Linked DNA regions of Mus musculus: region 1 is linked to region 2. The links are chromatin loops, found by intact Hi-C in ENCODE. Cell type or tissue: left cerebral cortex. All regions are shown on one strand. Each heading gives the region's core, and the rest is flanking DNA. Links, peaks and the distances in the headings are about the cores only. Region 1 holds the start of Gm2396 (predicted gene 2396). Region 2 has its middle 17 kb from the start of Tmed3.

Region 1 (7,325 bases), core at 702-5,701, 750 kb before region 2:
ATGGGAATATAAAGCAACATAAGGGTCTATGGTTTAATGTGTAACTACCTAGTGCATGTATTCAGTTTGGGAGGGAGCACATCCAAGGGCAACTGTTGGTATCTAGTTACGCCTTCCATTATTTGGGGTTCTGGGGTTAGAATCAGAATATCTGGTGCAATGACAAGCACCTATACTATCAAGACATCTCACTCTCCTCATTAAAATAAATGTCACGATGAAACCACATATTATCATCATTTCCTTTAAGCATTTTGAAGCCCAAAAGGACTGAAAAATCTCTTCATCACATCTCACAAGCGTACTTCAACCTCCATCAGTTGACACATTCTGATTCTGCATTCATCATAAAGAACACAGAATTTTAGCTTTTTAACACATACATTTTACCGGGGAAGTGAATTTAGTATAAGGGACATGGTGTAACTATATTGATCCATTCATCCTTTGACAAGCAATAATTTATTGACTCCTGGGAAAAAATAATAAGTGCCCTGTGCCTCGTTTCTCCTTTTGTACTCATGGGCTTTGCAGCATCCAGATTAAAAAGAAGAGTGATAAGGAAGAGGAGCATCTGGATCCTGCTGGCCATTCAAGTCCTCTAACTCAGCTCTATGTGAGAGTTGCTCCAAGGGTAATGGGGGCTCTAAAAACTGGGTAGATATTCTGAGTACTTGTGTCACTCTCCCAGGTTGTGGCTCACAAGGTCTCTGAACTTTTGAGGGTAACATTTGTATTTCCATCAGATATCAATTAAAGATCTCTCTATTCGTAGTTGGCTTTAGGCCAGGTGTGAGGATAAGGATCCCAGTCCTAAGCATCTGTGAGCTGGCGAGAAGTGCTGGTACTTCCTTGCAATGACTAGGCTGAAATGTGACAGTGATGTAGCAGTATCTGTCCTGTGATAAAGTGACCATGGATTTGATGTCATAAAGTAGATAATGCCTAGGACTTCTACAGACTTGAGACATCCTGACGTGTACACTGGTAACCTACCATCTTGGTTAATTAGCTTTTCACAAATATGAACCTCTTTATATTTAGGTTTTGCCCAATTCATCAAGAAAGTTATAGCTCTCTGAAGGAGTGTCAGGATAAATAAACCACATCACACGTGAAAACAGCAGGAAGGGTTAATACATCTTTTCAGCACCATGTTTCTACACGCACAGAACGATTACCTCTGCATACAATTCTTTTTGTTCACCATATACGAACACTATGCTCACGGATTTCTGTAAATAGTTACTGACTCTCTAATTAGTTCACCAGCCTAATTCATCTGATTCTCTACTTCATTTGTTGAAATAGCGATCAGTCATTCAGAACAAAATAATCAACTTATTGGGTGATACCTAACTCCAAATAGATGTGGGTCATAATGTTACCTATTTGGGATATTTACAATTCAGAATAAATCATAGATTTGTATTTAAATTTTCAATATGGAGTAGGTACACACTCTAAACCTTCACATATATGGACGAGACATACCTACATTTTAATGAATAAAGTATACCTAGTAAGAAAATGACCGGGAATGTTTGTTAAAAATGAAAATAGGCACACATTATAGTGGAAGATTTATATCATAATTTATCCCACCACTGTAAAGCCACTCCAATTTTCTGAGGTTTATAATTTAAATACTGAGAACCTTAGTTATTTCTTAGTATGTTTGTGACATAGTGTTACAGTATTTATATATAGGAATGTCTATGAAGCACAATCTTGAGGGAGGAAATACAAACATATACAGACACATATGTATATACAAACACATTAAATTCTAAAGTTTAAATTCAAAATACTTTGTAGACTAAAATATAATATATGACAAAACATAATTCTAAAGCCTGGTGTGGTGGCGCATGCCTTTAATCCTTGCACTCGGGAGGCAGAGGCTGGCATATTTCTGAGTTCGATGCCAGCCTGGTCAGCAAAGTGAATTCCAGGATAGCCAGGGCTACACAGAGAAACCCTGTCTCAAAAAGAAAGAAAGAAAGAAAGAAAGAAAGAAAGAAAGAAAGAAAGAAAGAAAGAAAAAGGAAGGAAGGAAGGAAGGAAGGAAGGAAGGAAGGAAGAAAGAATTCTAATAATACAGCAATTGTAAGTATTTACACAAAATATTTTGAGAAATATTAACCAGTCTAGTTGAAGCAAAAGCACTAAATGGATAGTAATATCATACCTCTGGTGTCACAACAGTTCCCCATTATACTCAAATTCCAATACTATTATCGCTCTGTAGTTATAGACGTGTACTTTGGGCAAAGTCTCAAAGTATACTGGCACTCAGCACTCAGGCCTGAACATAACTAGGTACGGGTCAGCCATAAGTCACAGAGCTTGCATAGTGAACTCATAATCATACCATGACAGCCAACATCTGCTACTTAGGCGAGTCTGCTCAGACAAGATCAGGACTACAGTGTGGGTTATTATAAATGCCAATGTTCTTGATCTAAGAACGATCAACTACAAAGTTAGTTTTCTCTCATCTGCTTACATGGTTCTAAAGAACCCTGTTTAAATGCCTACTTCACAGAGGTCTTTTTCGATCACTCTCTCACACATCAAAATGTGAGCTGTCAGCTACTGCTCCAGGGCCATTTTTGCCTGTCTGCTGCCTTGCTCCCTGCTATGATGGCCATGGATTCTAACTCCCTGAAACTTTATCCTCTAAGTTAAATATTTTCTTTAACAAGTTGACTTGGTCATGGTGTTTTATCACAAAAAATAGAAAAGTAACTAAGACAGCCACTAACCAGTCATGTTTGTCTAATAGTTCAATTAAAGACATAGTTAATGTAGAAAAATTAATTGGAGGTTTCTACCCCACTTTTGATCATTTACCTCCCAAATAAAGACACAAAACTTTTAAATTTATGATAAGCCTTAAAAGCAGCGCTGGGCAGATATCCACCCTTTATGCTAGTCAGTCTACTTTCCAGTCAATGACCCTCAGGGACAACTTGCCATGTTTCTCATGGCCCAATCCTTTCCAAATGTCTGGCCCTCATTGTCATGTTCTCACTTTCCACCTACCCCTTGCATCTTCTTCCTTCCTCTTCTCTTTTCTCTCCTGGTATCCTCTGCCTCAGACCCAGAGCCCCGCACCGGAAGACTTGCCTACCTCTCTTCTGCCCAGCTACAAGCTGCCAACCTGTTTATTTGACCAATCGCTTTAAACTAAGGAGCAAGTTGACATAGCATCACTTGGTATATGTGATGATTTTCTCATCACCAAGGGTCTCCTCATTGCGGGCAGCCAGATCTTGGGGACCAGCACTGATCACTACAATGCATAGTCAACACACAATTAATACTGGAAAGCAGAATAGAAAGATTAATAAATTCTTTTTAATTTTTTTTTCAGCTTCAACCCTACTGGACTGCTTTCCATGAAGGGTGTCCTGGCTTCTCTTCTGCATTCCCACTGAGCACCACAAGATGGCACGCTATGAAAGCCTGTCTACTGACTCCTCCACCAAGACCATCCTCAGAATCCTATGAGGTTTAGTTTTAAACAAAGTCAAGAAGTATCTATAGCTGGGAAGTGCTGGTCAAGTTATTTCCTCCTTCTGAGCTCCAATCTCTCCTTAAAAGTGATATGGTACGTTTCTTGCCAGAAAATTAGTCCTTCTTCTGGTTTAACCAATGGTCCTAGCTTGTTCCTTCTCCCGGCATGAGATTCTTGGCATCCTCTGTCTATGCTGTCCAGTGCCAAAGGGACTAACAAAAGCATCTCTTCATAATATTTCACACATGCCAGGATGGTTAGAGAAGTAGATGCTTTACACACTTGGAACGTTCATTGCCTTGAGCCCTTACACTTCCTCCTCCCTCTATAGTTTCCAGGGGTGGCAGAATAGAATAGTCACAACGAAATGATAGAATTTACCACTCATCACTAATTCTTCACATCTAAACTAAGATCTGCAAGTGAAACTCAGTTCTAAGGATAGAAATTTCCCCTCAGTGGGAGGCTTGGCTAAGTGTTTAGGACTTCTGCTTTATGTCCAACCCCTGCTCCTTAAAAATATGTGATACCTAAAGTGGCATGAGAAACGAGAAGTGGGAAGAAAGGGTTCTGGAAACCCCCAAGATTTTCTCATGGTAGAGACATATGGCGATTAAATCTACCTACAACTAGGGTTGGTGCCTGAGATGACAAAGCAAGGGGATTTCCTTTGGAACTTACCCTTGACTAGATAGATAAATGCCTCCCAAAGGTTTTATGGATAACTGTACTGACAAGACTAAAAGTATTCTAAATAAAACAACCTCTTTTCTTCCCTTTGGCGATCAGATCATTAAAATAATGGTTCCCTATAAATTGGAATTTTCTCTGAAATATCATGGCAGGAATAGACAAATGGCTGAGGCCCTTATTCTAGCCAGAGGGGAATGCTATTTTCTGAGACTTCACTCTCCATCTCATTTTTCCAAGCCCAAGCTTTGGATGAGTGTTTCATCTCCACAAATAGAAGTTATCAACTTTCCTTCTTGCCTCTCACTTCCCTGTTGACCAGCCACATCTTCCTGAGCAGAATTTTAGTAATAGGTGGATATAAAACCTCCAGACTGAATTTAAAGGAAATGGGAGCATAAGGATTTAATAATATAGTAAATTCTTGGGACAAGTATTAGAATGTGGTGAAGCTACAGGAGGGTACAAATCGAGGGGGAATTTTTTCTTTTTTAAACATGAGATGAATTCTAAACTACCTTGCTAATGATGATGTCTCAGCAGTGAGGCTAAAAGAGAAAGGATTTGTTGTCTTATGTTGTGAACATAGGAATAAGAAGGAATTCTAAGGGAAGTAATACCAAGGCCATACAGAAATACAATTCAAGGTGCAGTTTGGTTTTATCCACCAACAGAAGAGCGCAGTGGGATTGGATGGAGAAAACACTGTCAACTTAGCCAGCACGTTGCACCTCTAATCTCGATGTTCCACAAGGAGCAGTGGTTTCTTCCGTCTTTCAAGACCTTTCTCAGTGGAGCCAAAGCTTATTCCTCCAATAGCACTGAATTTGAATCTGTTATATTTGATTTGATCTGGTTACTCAGCAGTGACAAAAGAATTTACTGGAAGGACTCTGAGAATTAAAGGGGATACAAATAGGAAGGGAAAAAAGGGCAGATTACTAGATTCAAGGATTCTACCAGCAAAGTACAAACACTCTCAGCAGAGTAGCAGGATATAAAAATCACCATACAAAAAAAAAAAAAAAACATCTTCCTATTTATAAATAGCAAACTCACTGGAAACAAAGTTGGGGGAAATCCCATTCATTATAGATTTTTTAAAATTGTTGTGAATAAAGTTTGGAGCTGAGACAGAAGGAAGAACCTTCCAGAGACTGCCCCACCCGGGGATCCATACCATAATGTTAGCAGACACTAACACTATTGCATATGCAAGCAAGATTTTGCTGATAGGACTCTAATATAGCTGTCTCTTGTGAGGCTATATCTGTGCCAGGAAAATACAGAAGTGGATGCTCACAATCATCTACTGGATGGAACACTGGGCGTCCAATGGAGGAGCTAGAGAAAGTACCCAAGGAGCTGAAGTTGGCAGCAGGAGTAGGGAGCAGGGTAGGGGGAGTGTATAGGGGACTTTTGGGATAGCATTTGAAGTGTAAATGAAGAAAATATCTAATAAAAATTGTTTAAAAATTGTTATGAATGAGCTTACCCATGGAGGTAAAAGATCTCTACAATGAAAATGTAAGAAAATAAAAAAAGAAATTGAGGAAGACACAAGATGACAGAACTACCTCTTATCCGTTAATAGGCAGAATATTGTGTATATTGCTATGTCACTGAAAGCAATCTTCATATTTAAAAAAATCCTCATCAAAATGGCAATGACATTCCTCACAGAATAAGAAAAGGAAATCTACATTGCTGTATGACCTGAATAGAGGTTTTTTAAATTTTGTTTTTGTATTTATTAGATAGTTTCTTTGTTTATATTTGAAATGTTATCCCCTTTCCTGGTCCTGTTCACCAACCCACCCACTCCTGCCTCCTGGCCCTTGTAGTCCCCTACTGGGAAATAGAGCCCTCACAGGACCAAAAGCCTCTCTTCCCAACATTGACCAACTAGGCCATCCTCTGCTACATATGTAGCTGGAGCCATGGGTCCTTCCATGTGTACTCTTTGGTTGGTGGTTTAGTCCCTGGGACCTCTGGGGGGTACTGGTTGGTTCATATTGTTGTTCCTCCTATGGGGCTGCAAACCCCTTCAGCTCCTTGAGTCCTTTCTCTAGCTCCTCCATTGGGGACCCTGTGCTCAGTCCAATGGTTGACTGAGAGCATCTACCTCTGCATTTGTCAGGCACTGGCAGAGCCTCTCAGGACACAGCTCCTGTCAGCAAGCACTTATTGGCATCCACAATATTGTCTGGGTTTGGTGACTGTATGTGAGATGAATCCCCAGGTGGGACAGTCGCTGGATGGCCTTTCCTTTAGTGTCTGCTCCACACTTTGTCTCTGTATCTCTTCCCATGGGTATAAGAAAAGGAAAATTTTTAATGGTAAGAAAAGGAAATCTTAAGCCTCATATGGAGGCACAATGCTCTTAATAACTTATGCAGTCCTTAGTAGAGACAACAGTATGGGATATGACACATATTCCACCTCGAATTGCATTACATAGTTATTGAATATAAAAAAACAAAAACAAAAACAAAAAACAGCATGGTACTAACAAAATAGTTAGGCTACAATAGATGAGTCAGGAATAAAGCCATTTAGTTATAGTCGTCTTGGTTTGGAAAACGCTGTCCAAAATATAAATTGGAGACAAAATAGTCTCATTTACAAATAGTTCTGGGGAAACAATTTACACATAAAAGACCACAACTAGATTTCTATTTCTCACCCTCCACAAGAATCAATTCAAAATGAACTAAAGACATTAAAGTCTTTGACAAGAATCTTTGCAATTGTTAGAAGAAAATCTAAGTAAAGCACTTGAAGATACAGGCACAGGCAAGCATTTTCAGAAAAGGAATCTAATACAACAAGAAATAGTTCTAAAAATTGACAAATGAGAGATTACATGAAATGAAATATATTCAGCACAGAAAAGGAAGCAACACTAGAATGAAGAGACATCTACTGAATGGGAAAACTCTCATATAAGACAGGTCATTAATATCTAGGATATATAAGAACCTGAAAATAATGAAACACATAAAAAACAGAGCACTCCAATAAGCAAATGGGACAGCAAGCTGAATGGGCCATTCCCAGTGAAGAAATAACAAAGGATAATGAGTACTTGGGGAAGTATTCAGTATCATCA
Region 2 (7,325 bases), core at 1,105-6,104:
TCTTTGCTCATCTTTTAAGACACTGTTGCCATTCTTAGAAGAGAAACTGGCCAGCACTGGCCTATTGCCCATCCTTAATGGGGCTGTCGGTACAACCCTACAGGCAGCAAAGGCCAGAATGTTTCAACTAGGCACTAGCAAGTCAATTAGACACTTTTTCTTTTCTTTTAAAATGTGTCTCTGTGGATGTTCAGGTATCTGTTGTGTGTAGGGTGGGTATGGAAGCCAGAAGCCAGAGGAAACATCAGGTGTTGCTCGTGAGGGTGAAGTTGAAGACCTTGTTTTTCGAGACAGGATCTCTCCACAGGACCTGGAGCTCACTGAGCAGGCTAGAACTGGCTGGCCAGTGATCTCCAGGGATCTGACTATCTCCAGTTCGTCACCATTGCAATTGCATGCAAGCACTTGCCACCACAAGCAGGTTTTTTTTTTTTTTCTGTCTTTCTTTCTTTTTTTCCTTTTTTACAACCATGCCAGCATTCAAAATCAGGTCCTGTGTTTGTGAGACAGACACGTCACCAGCTGTCCTCTTTTTGTTTCTGTGGGTCCTGTGCTACTCCTATTTCTGACTTCCTGTACATGTTTTTTGCTTACAACATAAAACTAGGTTTTGCTTTGAGACTCGATGTTTTGTGATTTAGTTGTCTTCTGATAGCTCATTTTCCACTGTCTACTGGCCAGACATGCTTGGTGTTAGGTCTTATGTTACTTTTTAAATATTTATTTATTTATTTAATGTGTGTGAGTACACTATAGCTGTCTTCAGACACACCAGAAAAGGGCATCAGATTCCATTACAGATGGTTGTGAGCCACCATGTGGTTGCTGGGACTTGAACTCAGGACCTCTGGAAGAACAGTCAGTGCTCTTAACCACTGAGCCATCTCCACAGCCCCTTATGTTACTTTTAAGCAGTATATCACTGCTTCAAATTTGTAGAAATTATTAAATAGAATATATATTTAATTATACACTCATATAAATACACACACACACACACACACACACACACACACACACACACACCTTTGTAATTTATCCAGGGCCTTGCACACAGTAGACAACTACTCTACTTCTGAGCTACATCCATCCTAGACCTAGTGATTTTTAAATGAAGAAGCCAGGGTAAGTTTCATTGGAAAATGATTGTGAGCAAAGAATCCTAGACAAAAAAATACAGTAGCCTTGTTTCTTTAAAGGCAGTCCTTAATATTCCATGAAGGTGGTTTATACTAGCCAGTGAACAAGAATGAAATGAAGAAGTACGATGCCGGTAATGAATTCAACGATGCGCCTCCAAGCTGGAGAACAGTGTCACAGCTGTATCTTCTACCAGTGAAGAGCCACATATAAGGAACCTCAGGATTGTCCTCTGTAGACACATAAGAGGGAGTGTTGCTTTTAGAAACATCCTGCAGCATTGCTCCTTCTAGGTTTCTTTTGTTTGTGTGGATTTTCCTGCCACATTCATTGGCTTCCACTCACTACCCCTAACACAGTCAGGGATTTATCCAAAGAGCGCACTGACTTCCTTAGTCTCCTAGGTTCACAAGACATCAGAATTTGTTTGGTTGTGTTTCTTACAGGCTCAGTAAATGTTAAGTGTTTTCTCCCTCGTCTCTCTTCCTTTGTATTTTGTTTTATTTTTCTATACACTTTTTGAACCAAGTACTGTAGATGTTTTGATTATAAGCATCTTTGTTGTGAGCCATTCTGCCTATTATAGGATGTTCAACACTGCCACCCTCTGGCCCTGACTCTACCTACTAATGCCTCTTCCTCCTTCCCAGCTGTGACAGCCCAAAAATATCTCCAGACATTGCTCTATGCCCCTGAAAGGTAACATCATTCCTGGCTGAGAACCATCCTGTGTTTCTTTGCATTTCTCATCTCAGTGAGAGAAGATGAACTTTTGTTGGGGGATGAACTCATGCGCCTAAAGGGGCAGGGCAAGGAATACATGAATTCCAGTATCTTGTATAGCTCTCAGCCAGCTCAGCTTGGCAGGTCACAAAAAATTTCCCATACATTCTCTCCCCTCCATCTGCCTCCCTAAGAGCAGCATCAGTGCTCTGAAAATGATCCCTGGACATGCTTTCAGTAGGTGATGGATGGATGGAGCCCAAGCTCCCTGTTAGCACTGTGCCAAAACTCTTCCACATGCCTTGCCTCTTCTCCATTTTTACTGCTCATCTCATAACTGTTCCCATTGTACTGCTCCACTGGTCCAGCCCATGCAGGCCCTTGTTTCCAGCCCCAAACACCTCTGGAAAACTGTGCCTTGTTCCCACTGATTTTCCTAACATGACTCCCTACTTCAAGTCTCATCTTGGAAACTACCTCTCCTAAGAAGTGTTTTTCTGACCTGCTCAGCTCAATGGCCATGCTCTGTCTTGAACCTGGACCTTTATCATCCTACATACATAATGCATAGATGTCTATATGAAGTGTTCAATGAGTCTGTAAATGGCTAGTTTGTTTTTTCTTGCTGGTGTTGCTCTACACAACATTTTAGCATATTGAAAGTAAATGAATGAATGTTATCACTTACAAACCACATTATAATTGAGATGAATGAGAACAAATGATTGCATTTAATGAGAGAAAACTGGGGTCTGGGTGGGGGTGAAGACTTTGTATTTAAGAGTCATCTGAATAACAATTAAAGTTAACACACACTGACTCTTGTATGTCAGAGGTAATGGTTATTTTTTTGCTGCAATAAAATTTTTTTCCAAGGTTAGCAGCACATAATTTTTTTAAACATCATTTTTTATGATTTTTTTTTTTTTTTTTTTGTGGCTTGGAAATTCACAAGGGACCTATCTGGATGGTTCTGGATCAAGTTTTACCATTAAGTCAGTGAAGGTGCTGTGGGCTAAGGCTGAGAACATTGGACAGATGACTCTAACCAGCTCTCAAATTCTATGACACTCCGTGACACCTCAAATAGTCCTGAGATTCCTGCATTATGCGTCCCTTGAGGGCCATGCTCTCTCTGCAGCTGCCAGAGTGGGGGAAATGCACCCCGCAGCAGTCCTGAGGTGCAGGTGTGCTTTATTGGTGGGTCTCTACTGTCCTCTTGTGGTCATCTCTCATATTGTTGCAGTTCTAAGAAAATGACAAAATTCAAGTACTTGCAGAAAAACCTAATTATAGCCCTAAATGCAAAGCTTTGAAGGATGTTTACTCAGAGCCATGAGAGATACACAGGCTTTGAAAGGTTAGGTTTTCCGAGAGTAAACCACTTAGCCGCCCCCCCCCCAAACTATTAAATGCTATGGTACATGATACGGTACAGTGATAGATGAGAAGTGTACTTCTATTTACTATACACATCACCTTGAACACACCAACACCACCTCCATCGCTATCACCACTATCACCATCACTACTGTTGCCATCATCATCATCACCACCATTATCTCTTCCTCCATAACCACAGACATCAGTGCGTCATCGCACCATCACCACCCTCATTTATCCATACCACCGTCACCAGCATTACTGCCACCATCTTACTAAGAACACCATAACCTTCATCAGTATGACCACCGTGACTACCATCACCACCACTGCCATCACACAAAACACCATCATCATCATTATCCCATCATCACTACCACCTTCACTTTTGTTTGTTTGCTTGATTAATTGATTAACTTTTGAGACAAAGTCTCCCTGTTTAACCCTGGCTGTCCTGAAACTCTTTCTCAAGACCAGGCTGCCCTTGATCCTACAGAGACCTGCCTGCCTCTGCCTCCACATGCTGGGATTAAAGGCATGTACCACCACCACGCAGCTTGTTGTGAATACTTCCATCCCAGCTATCACCACCAACTACTCCATCACTGCTGTCCATCCCCTTTGCCACCACTCTCATGGTTACTGCAAACACCACCCCAAATTTGGAGCTGCCAGACAATGGGGACTTTAGGAATGGAAGTTAACAGAATCAACGCAAATAGAACAGATTAGCTACAGAACTACCATTTTTATGGGAGAGTTTACTTTGTTATGAATGTCGACAAATACCTTGTTATTATCAAAGCCCCACAACAGCCCTAAGAGATGAGACAAAGGAGTTATTCCACTTTTGTGTTTGCCTTGCTTTGGGGATATTTATACAAAGAAATACAAATGGAACATAACAAACACCCACATACCTGCCACCTAGAACTGACAGGTATTAATATTTTGTCATACACATCTCAGTTTTTAGAAGATGGAGGAGGAGGAGGAGGAGGAGGAGAAGGAGGAGGAGGAAATGCTCCACTTTTGAGTGGACATGTCCTTTGTAGCTCTTCCTGCTACTGTTTCTCATCCTCCATCCCAGTGATAACTTTCCATTTGATATGATTATGCACAATCTGTGTTTTATCTTTTTAATATGTATTTGTAGTATATTTTATGTATACACACAAGCATATCTTTCTCCTAAGAGTACAGTCTTCTGCATGCTTTTAGTGAGAAGTGCAAGGTATCACACTGGAACACTTTGCAGGTTTTTTTCACTCTTCAATATGCTTTCAATATCATTTCATACAGCTGTGTTGGGAGCATTCCATTCATTTCCAACCATAATAAAGTATCCCCACATGTAAGCCATCCACAGTTTGTTTATCCAGCCCCCTCCTGACGGGCATTTGGATTGTTCCCAATGTATCATTCCATACACTGTGCTGCAATGAACATCATTATGTATGTCCCTTAATATCATATTTAATTACAAATGAGGAAACTGAGCCTCAGACAGGAGGGACTATATGATCTTGCCATCTTCACACAGCTCTCAAATGACAGTCAAAACTGGATCATTATCAAGCTACTCCATCCTCCAAGCATATTTGTACAGGCCAGTATTTCATAAAGGATACAAGAGGGAACAATGATAACTAACCCAAGCTGTGAAATAACCAAACTTGATAAAATGATGATTCTGAGTAGAATATAATTAATTTTCAAAGCAACATATACTGAGAATTGGATGGTATCTACTCAGAACCACTGGTCATGAGCTGAGCTGTGTTTGTGTCAAAGATGTATGTATCAAGAGAGTTATCTGCAAGCCATAGACAGAGACCTCAGGCTCCTGGTCTGTGAGAACGTGGGTTAGTGATGTTCTGTTGTGTATGCTGGTGCATGTATGCATGTGTATATGTGGAAGCCAGAGACAACCTCAGCTATCATTCATCAGTCACTGTCCACCTACTTTTGAAGACAATGACTCTCATTGGCCTGGAGCACACCAACTCAGCTAGGCTAGCTGACCAGCTCTGGGCATGCAAGTGCACACCACAACATCTGGGTTTTGTGCTGGTTCTAAGGTTCCAAACTTGTGTCTTGTTTCTATGTGTTTGTGAACACTTTAGCAACTGAGCCCCAGATCCTTATCTTTTAGGTGTTTAAACATCTGCCTACTCTGCTCGCAGAAGACAGGACTTTTCTATCCAATACTTCAAAGCGGCCATCGCAGTAGCACAAGACTTAGAAAAGACAAAGCAGACAGCCCCAGCTCCAGCGTCCACCCTTGTCCTTAACCAATACCTCCTTCGTTAGGTGGCATGGGAAGTTGCTGCAGCTAATCTTACTGACTTACTAGAAAGATAAGTAAATAGTTTTTGTCACCTTAGATTTGCTAGCCAGATGGCCCTGTTCAAAGTTGATGACGTTCTCTGTGCTGTGTTCCTCATCCATAAAAAGGAATGTTTACAGTCTGCATTACAGAGCGAGCTAGGTGTTGTGAGCTCGATGCTACCCACAACGCAGTAGAACTGGAGTTGGCATAAAGCAGGAACTGCTTCTGAGTTTCCCTAGTCATTTAAGTTAGTATTTCCCCAAATTCTTGGTAAAAATAAGATTTGCATTTATATTTTCTCCTATCTTTTCTCACTCCTCTATGTTGCTATGCTTAAATTGCTAAGATTTATAAAATTTATTCTTAGTGGATTCTTCCATTGTTGTCTATGGAAATTAGCAGAGGAAATGCTTGTTCACCAGCTGCCCTTTTCTTATTGGCTTACAGTCATTGACACGGTGATGGGTTTCATACAGACATTTTCATTTAATTATGTCATATACTTAGATCATATGCATCTCTATGCATTCTCCCCTGCCCTGCATAACACCTTTTCCCAGACAGTATTACTTCTAATATCATGTAATAATACATAATTAATCACACACATATAAATATATATTATATATAGTCATATATATTAGACAGATAGATAGATAGATAGATAGATAGATAGAATCCAGGATCTATCCTCTACCTTTTATATAATGGCTTACTCTGACTCAAGAGTTTTTCTGGGAAGAAAGTTCATTCAAGAATGTGTTTTGTGTATCCTATGTCATTAATTTCTTTAAAATTTAGGCTGGCTACCCATAGATTTTGCACTGAAATGACACGACTTTTTGTCTATGGGTCTGGCCTGGTAGTGCATATCTGTGATTCCAATACACTGGATGAAGAGGCAGGAGGGTCATGACAAGTTCAAAGTCAGTCTGATCTAACTAGTGAGTTCCTGGACAACCAGGAACAGAGTGAGACTCTGTCTAATAAATACAAAGGAAAAGATTTTAGATCTGTAATAGGCTGAGTTTCTCTTAGTCAGTACTTCAAGGTTTACTCCCAATAATTGTCCAAGAGAACATTGAGTTTCCACAATTTTTCTTCAGTAGAGGACACATTTCTTTTGTTGTTGTTGTTGATAATGGTGATGATGATGATTCGCTGAAGACCAGTAGCTTTACTGTGTCTCGGCCACTGTTTCCTGAAGTGCAAAGTGCCCATTGGAACCAAGGATTGACATCTCTGGTTTTATTAAAGCTTGTTCTGTTTACTTTAGGAACACAAGTTATCTGTATGATGGATCTGTAGATGGTCTGCATGTGCAAATCTTTCTGCCCCTCTCCTGGTCTACTCTGGGCTGGCTCCTTGGGCTTTCTTGGTGTCCCTCCTGTGATCAGTAGTTCTTCTTCTTCTTTGGTGTCTTCAAATTGACTACCATTTCTGCAAGGAAGTATGCCTCATTCACATCACCCCTGGGATTCAAAGGCTCCTTCTTAAAAAACAAAACAACAACACAAAAACATCAACAACAAAAAGATTCCCCGTTTTATTTTATGTGTATGGGTGCTTTGGCCACATGAATGTCTATGTACCAGGTGCATAGCTCGTGTCCACAGAGGTCAGAGAGGGCATTGGATCCCCTCGGAAGTGGAATTATGACTAGTCATGAGCCACTTTATGGATGCTGGGAATTAAGTCTGGGTCTCTTCAAAAGTAACAAGTGCTCTTAACTGCTGAATTAGAGAAA

What was found. Hi-C counts contacts between places; a loop is a spot of excess contacts. Peaks named below come from ENCODE experiments on the same cell type or tissue, not always from the same donor. Only the 100,000 strongest peaks of a DNase experiment are listed, where the experiment ranks them.
Region 1: it touches region 2 in a loop (8-fold over the local background); 3 of 42 quality-filtered maps call a loop at or near these places.

The regions. Positions count from the first base shown.
Region 1 is chr9:88,935,053-88,942,377 of GRCm38, forward strand. It overlaps Gm2396 (predicted gene 2396), which reads right to left and starts at 2,290. Exons shown (of 26, transcript NM_001378764.1): 1 at 2,192-2,290. The coding sequence starts at 2,216. In left cerebral cortex, for the core only: a CTCF peak has its summit at 3,444 (motif pointing right); no DNase peak of the experiment used is centred there.
Region 2 is chr9:89,684,718-89,692,042 of GRCm38, forward strand. No RefSeq gene overlaps it. Among named protein-coding and RNA genes, the nearest start is that of Tmed3, 17 kb to the right of the region's middle. In left cerebral cortex, for the core only: CTCF peaks have their summits at 1,760 (motif pointing left) and 3,090 (motif pointing left); DNase peaks (open chromatin) are centred at 1,753 and 3,065.